2 separate regions of the Homo sapiens genome follow, and region 2 is linked to region 1. Evidence: chromatin contacts called from ENCODE Hi-C or POLR2A ChIA-PET data. All regions are on one chromosome and are shown on one strand. Each heading gives the region's core, a stretch centred on a gene start or an enhancer-like site at or near the end of the contact. The rest is flanking DNA. Distances are from core to core; before and after follow the strand shown.

Evidence for each region. Hi-C counts contacts between places; a loop is a spot of excess contacts on that map. ChIA-PET counts read pairs that join two places held with the same protein, here RNA polymerase II (POLR2A). Pooled maps may share reads with other maps.
Region 2: a loop to region 1 is called in a map of right lobe of liver, with 2.7 times the contacts of the local background. The contact joins the promoter of LINC02348 here to the enhancer-like site in region 1. A Hi-C loop is called at or near these places in 3 of 168 maps with a recorded cell type or tissue (cardiac septum, psoas muscle and right lobe of liver) and 2 of 50 pooled maps. POLR2A ChIA-PET finds 5 or more read pairs at or near these places in 1 of 52 experiments (activated CD4-positive, alpha-beta T cell).

What each region holds. Positions count from the first base shown.
Region 1 is chr15:101,444,341-101,447,816 of GRCh38, forward strand. The region is part of intron 1 of PCSK6 (proprotein convertase subtilisin/kexin type 6); the gene reads right to left. Among named protein-coding and RNA genes, the nearest start is that of PCSK6, 44 kb to the right of the region's middle. Within about 2 kb of position 1,716, at least 12 of the 41 ENCODE cell types and tissues checked have a DNase peak (open chromatin) inside an H3K27ac peak, as active enhancers do; they include psoas muscle and right lobe of liver, where a contact is called at or near this core.
Region 2 is chr15:101,612,328-101,615,792 of GRCh38, forward strand. LINC02348 (long intergenic non-protein coding RNA 2348) reads right to left here and starts at 2,012. Exons shown (of 3, transcript NR_147041.1): 1 at 1,623-2,012; 2 at 1,208-1,447. RefSeq lists enhancers at 3-503, 1,322-1,840, 1,841-2,357.

The sequences.
Region 1 (3,476 bases), core at 466-2,965:
CTCACGTCTGTCCGGGCTCGAGCATGGGGACATTGTTATCGGAGGCCTGCTTCTTGGCTGTAGAGAAGGGCTAGTTGATCACCATCCTCCAAAAAGGATTTTAAAATCAAGATGGACTGGATATCATACAGACCCTCAGGTTGATCTTCTCAGGCTAAACCATCCTGGTTTCTTTTCTAGCTTGATTAAAGGGTAAATTTAAGACTAATGGTCCTCTACAGCAGTTCTATATGATGATTACAAACATGGGTTTTGAGTCAGATCGATTTGGTCCAAACCCTTCCTACCCCTCCACCAAGATTAGCCATGTGACCTTGGACAAGGACATTTGACTCATGGGAATCTCAATTCCTTATGTGTAAAATGGGGATAAAGGTACTTACCTTTAAAAGTTAAGTAGGACTAAAGCCTACCCGACTCACAACTCCTTGGCTGCCTCCACCTCATTCATAGCCATTTAGTCTGCTATAGTCTGACCTCAATAGAGTTGACTGGCCCAGGTGGAGACCTGGAGGGACTTGGATGCTGTGGCCATTTTCATATCTTTACACAAGAAGATAAGGCAGGAGTGCAAGAGAGAGCCTCCCAGCCCCTTTGCTTCCCTTCAGTTCTCCTTTCCGGCAACCCTGGCAGCCTTGCTGTCTCCTGTTCGTGGGTTTAGGAGACACCACTTTGTCCTCGAAATAAAGAGTTCCCTTTTCTACTTCAGCTTGCTCCAGTGTGTTTCTGTTGCTTACAACCACAGAACATCAAATACGAAGACAGTCATGAGGAATCAATGGGAATCACCTATATAGAGCCTAGCTGAGTGTCTAGAACCTAGTGGGCATTCAGCAAATGCTGGTGGTCCTGGGAGCTGGGATTCTCTCTCGGGCTCCTCCACTCCCTTCTCTGGGTCTGGGATGCTTTAGCTTTTGGCCAAATCCAGGTCTGCATCTAATGTGACCCTTCCCTCTGGGTGACCTGGGCTTACCCTCTCTCAGTTTCCTTATGAGACTAATAACCACCACCCTGAAGGGTTGCTCCGAAATTTGAACGCGATATTTACGTGTGAAAGAGCTAGCAGAGACCCAGCAGGCAGGTAGTAAGTGCTCGATACACGGTTTTCCGCAATTCTGATTCTCACATTTTTCTGCCATCATAAACCTCATTATTTCTGCCCTATTTTGCTCACAAGCACTTTTATTTTTCTTCCTACAGATAAGTCACCTTGCTCACTTCTTCAACAAAGTTAACTGCCACACGTGTCAAAAGGCTCCTCCTCACCCGCACTAGAGCTGTTATTTAGCTACGGAGGCAATCACCGAGTCTCAACTTGCCGCAGTGTTTAATCAACATGTTTGCTCATAAGCTGCCATCATCCCTGGGAGACGTTACGTAACTTTTGGTCTTTTAACTCTGGGCATTCGAGTCAATTCCCAGTCAGGGACATGGAGGAACGAAGAGTTGAATAAAACTTGCTGGCAAAGAGACTAATTGCAGCAGTGCTGACCCTTAGCAGGCTCATGACAGGGGGGCCTGGAAGCCATTCAGGGCAGCACCTGGCCTTTGACCAGCTAAGCCAGGCTTGGGGAAGCCACCTTTCCCCTCAAAGGCCAGTCCCAAAGCCATCCAGCCCCCTGCCCCGGGGCCGCCATGACTGTCCTTTGCAAAGGCCCCTGGGTCTGGGCTGATGTCAACTGTTCTCCACGAACGATCCAGGAAAGGCACAGACAGTCCCCAGAATGCTGACCAGGCCAACCACCTCTGGAGGCAGCAGCGGCCAGAACTCCATCTGTTTGGACACTTATGTCCGGCCTAGCATGAGAGCTGGGGGGCCGGGGAGGGACGCTCCCACTGCAGGGGAGAAGGGGACACCAGCCAAGGCTGCCCTTGCAAAGCCAGCTGCAGAAGAAGCTGGAATCACACATTCGTCCTCTGTGACTGGCTTATGTCATTCAGCATAATGTGCTCATGTTTCATCAGTGTTGGACCATGTGTCAGAATTTCCTTCCTTTTTAAGGCTGACTAATCTTCCGTTATCTGCACATCTCACATTTTGTTTATTCATTCATCTATTTATGGACACGTGGATTACTCCCACTGCTTGGCTGCTGGGAATAATGCTGCTGTGTACAAATATCTGCTCGTGTCCCTGCTTTCAATTCTTTTGGGTATATATCCACCTACCGTTTTTTGATAAATTTTCTTGGAACATAGCCACACCCACCCTTTCCCTACTGTTCATGGCTGCCTTCCTACTACAATAGCAGAGCTGAGTGGTTGCAACAGAGACCCTAGAGCCCACGAGGATCAAAGAGTTCATATGTGAACTCTGAAACAGAAAAGGCTGCCAGCCTGTGATGTACAGCATTTGCTGCTGAGAGTATCAGGGGAGTTCACCAAAGTCTCTGATGTCAAGCAAGGGTTCTCTAGGGCTGGGAAGTGGCGGTCCATACACGGAGTGACTCAAACACAGGTGCGGCTGCAAGCCTAGACCTTCAGCATCTCATTGAGTCTCTGAGACGTGCTTTTTCCATAAACCTTGTCAGATGCTCCAAGAGGCCCCGTCCTTCTGTCTGACTCATGTGGTCCTGCCCTCTGCCCTCCCTTTGCAACATCAGGCACCAGGTCAGGAGTGTGAGGTTTTCATCACGGGCAAAACCAGTGAGAGAATCAAAGGTGACACAGCAGGAGGCAGGAGCAGCTGCCCAGGAACACAGGCCCATTGAAAGTCTCGTCGGCCCGGATGATGCTGCGTTTATGATACAGCCATTGCTGTCTCTCGTCCTCCCCACCCACCTAAGCCCTTCTAGGCTTCTCATCTGACCTACCACAGCAGGGTCCACCCCAGGTACGAGGAGGTTCTGCCCCTCCCCAGTGAGGGAGGCTGTTCCTTCACATCTCTGGGTGCCTTCATGGGGAAGGGGGACAGGATGCCAGGCTGTGAGGCCCCCAGGCTCACGCAGGGTCACCTGTGGGGATGTGGCCACTGGCCTGGTTGAACATGAAGGACACCTGGCTGCCCTCTGGCCCTGACTCACAGATTAGGGTGTGACAAGGACCCACAGAGATGTCCCCATTTCACAGATGAGTATACTGAGGCCCAGGGAGGTTAAGACTATGTCACACTGTGGGGCTCCCAGTTCCTAAACCAGCAGCCTCCCCATTCTGCTCACAGACAAGCAGGTGACAAAATTTGATACTAAATGACATACAGATACACGAGTAGGGTTTAAGATGACTGCCACACTTTTAGGACCTCTTCAGGGTCAAATGGACAGCGGTGGACTCAGGAAGGGGGCGGCCTAAAGACAAAATTCCAAATAATCTTCCAGGTAAAGTGAGGTTCTTTTTTTATGTGGCATTTGCCCTGATGGCAGGTGTTCCTCCCTGCTCAGCAGCCTGGACGTCCTGGGTGGCTGCTGCTTGGCTGTGGCCTCGGACGGTGTCCACACCAGGCGCTGGCTCTGCTCCCGTGCTCACAGCTCATCGAC
Region 2 (3,465 bases), core at 762-3,261, 170 kb after region 1:
CCCTGGGTCATACCCACTCTCGCTCTCCAGTGAGTGCAGCCAGGCTGCTGTTTGCAGGACTTAACTCTCATCCCACCAGCTGTGGCTGCCCAGCTCCTAAAGCAACACTAGGGCCCTGGGTGGGGCCTGCAAAGGCTGCGAACCCAACGCAGCTCCCCCTCTCCTAGCCCGGAGCTGGTTCCTCCTCTGTCCTCCAATGCCCCAGCCTCCTCTCTGCGTGACTGCTATATTACCACCTGACCCCTGCTCCCCGGGGCAGGGACTTTCTTAGAAGAGACTCTCCAGACAGCCAAGCACAATTGGAAGCAGCACCTGCTCAGATCTTCCAAACTGAGGCTTGGTGAGGCCTCCATTGGGAGCACTTCATTGACAAACGTTTGAAATTCTGAAGATGACCTCCGTGGGTGCTGGGGAGGGGACCTGGGGCTTGGCTGAGGCCCTGGCCCTGGTGAGTGAGGCCCTCCGGCTGGGCACCTCTGGATATTGGCTGGGAGGGCACCCAGGGCCGGTTGAGGCCGCAGCTTGCTTTTCGGCCTCTCCTTGCTGCTCCCTCCCCACATGGCCTTGGGCAGGTGACTGCTAATGTCGGTGACCAGGCCAGGCTGCCGCCACCCCCACCCCATTTCCCAAGCCTGGCTGCTGGTGGCAGGGTCTGGTAGAAGTGCTGTGGCCTCCACGCAGGCATCCCTCTCCATGGGATCTCCATGGAAGAGCGTGTGCTGGTGCCTGGGTGTCGGGACCCCATAAAAACCACGGGTGACCCCTGTGCAGGGGCTGGGGCTGCTGGGACTGTGGATGGTCCCCCTAAGCCCCATGAGGCACATTTCCCAGGCATGGCAGCATGGCGGTACCTCTCTGGGGCTGTCCCTTGTGCATGCACTCTTACTCCAGCAGTCTCTGGTCCCTCTACCTTTCTCTAGTGGCCCTCGGGCTGAGAAACCATGAGAGTGTGTCCAAAGCAGGCAGCGGCCTTAAAGAAATGCCAGCCCACCTCCTCCCCACCTAGTGTCCAAAAGAGCTGCATGTTGGAAGCAGGGGTCTGTGCAGCCCTCCCCTCTCCCCTGGTACACCCTACTTGGGGAGCAGATTTGCCTGGGCAGGTCTGCACGGGGTCTGCTCCCTGGCCCAGCAGTCACTGGTGAGACACCCAGCCCTGGCATCCTCTGTTCCTAATTCCCATGAAGGTGCCTTTTGTGGCTGCACCTACTTGCATAAGGACTGAGGCATCGGCCAGGAAAAGACGTCAGGCTTGGCCAGCTCCATCTAGCAAGACACTCCAGGTCACCGGGGAAAGGGCTTTTCACTAAAGCCTCCAGGGAGACTTTGGAACATGAGCAGCACAGCTTGGAGACGAGCCAGCAGAGCACGTGACAGCGAGGAGGCAGCCGTGCACGTCGTCACCCAAGCCCCAGGCCACAGCATCCACGGGAGAGACTTTCCTGCAGCACTGCGTGTTGGGGGTAGGGAAGAGAACAAACTTAATCCTGGGCTGTTACGGGAAGCCCTGACGAGCCCCAGGAATATCAGGGACTGCAGGAAGGGTTCCAGTGTCACTGGGGAACCCGGATTCCCACAAATGCCTTGCTTCCCACAACCCGGCCTCCTGGTCCCACATGCCTCACCTGTTGTTCCAGCCTCTGCACCTGCTCACATCTCTGGGGAGTCACCCGATGGGGCTCCCCAGTCCCCGCAGCAGCATTTTCCTCTGACTCTCAGGGCCCTGCTCTGCCTTCTGTGCTCAGCAGTTGTTTCGGATTGGGAGTCAGGAGGCCATTCCCACACTTGAAACAAGGCTGCAAGAGGAGGCTGAGCAGAAACCGCACACCCCGAGGGCAAGGCGACATGCTCATTGCCCTTGCGCCCTTCCTCCTTCCCCAGGAGCAGGACTTCTGGCCGCTCTGAGTGCACGGGTGACGGCTGCCGTTTATCAGCCTTCAAATTTGTGCCCGAATCACCTGCTTCCAACTCCTCAAATACAGACTGGCTTAGCTCAGCCTGATTAAGACCAAATTAGGAAGGGCAGCTGTGTTCCACCAGAGCCCAGGGAGCCAGGCAGAGGGCAGGAGGATCAGGCCACCAAAGGTCACCTACACACAAGCCCGTACCGGTGATGTCATCGTGGATGGAGGAGATGGGCTGGCATTTTTTAAGGCTGGCCCCCTGCCTGGGACACACTCTACATGTTTCTAAGCCTATGGGCCACTGGGGAGAGCTGGAAGGAGCCAGGCACAGCCACAGGGAGGTGCCACCATGCTTGGGAAACACCTCGTGGGTCTGGGCTGCAAATGACCATCCACAGTCCCAGCCCTGGCAAAGGGGTAGCTCATGGTCCTTATGGGGTCCCGACACCCAGGCACCAGGACACGCTCTTCCACGGATGCAGGTTAGATAAGAAACCACCTTCAGGACTCTCCTACACATCTCTTCACACCTGTGCACAAAGGAATCAGCAAAAGATCCCCTCCCAGCCTGCTGTGACCGCAAAATTCCATACCCAAGACCAGGGCTGCTTAAATAATTTGAGCTCTGCAATGGAAACCTACAAAGCCACTAAAAGCAGCAGAGAACGCTGGTGAGCAGCTGTGAGTGGCAGCTGAGATTCATTACAGTTCCACAGTCGGACTCGGGAAAATGCTTCCGTGTGTGTAGCAGGCTGTGATGCGGTGTGTGGTCCCAGCTGAGGCCCCCACACTGACAGCAGTAAGAGCCGAGTATCTCACATCCTAAAGATGCCGGTCCGTGCCCGAGAGCAGATAGTCTATGAGACCTTAACCGGGGCTGTCCCAGATGCCACTCTGAGCCCTTCTGGAAGGGTGAGTTTGATCAGGGAGATGGCGAGGGAGGAGTCCTTGTCCAGGAGCTTTGGGGACAGTTTGACAGGAGCTTTTGGGATGTCAACCTTGCTCCTACCATGGGGAATGCAGAAGGGGGCTCCCCCCCCCACCTCTCCTCACATCTGCTCCACCTCAGCCCAGATCAGAGGCAGGGAGGAGAGCCTTGAGGAGCCCCGGAGTTGGGTGCACTGACTGGACCCCGCCCTGAGTAGAAGAGGGAGGCTGGCCTGGAGGGGCTGCAGGAGAACAGCAGAGTTGCTCAGCAGGACAAAGGAGACACTGCGGAAGGGGTCTGAGTTCAGGTCATCTTGACTGGTTTCCTCAGCACGGCCCATCATGAGGCAAAACCCTAAACGCTGACTCAAAGTCTGGGAACGGAATGGGCTGTTTTGTCCTTGGCTAGAGCCCTGCCAGCTGTCCCGTTCCCTCTAAGTGCTGCATGCACTGTGGACGTGGCATTCCCTCTAAGTACTGCATGCACTGTGGATGTGGCCTGCCCTCTAAGTGCCGCATGCACTGTGGACGTGGCATTCCCTCTAAGTGCTGCATGCACTGTGGACATAGTGTTCCCTCTGCCTGGTCCTCCTATGTGAAATCCCCTTCCCAGCCAGCCAGCGCCCCCACCTGCACT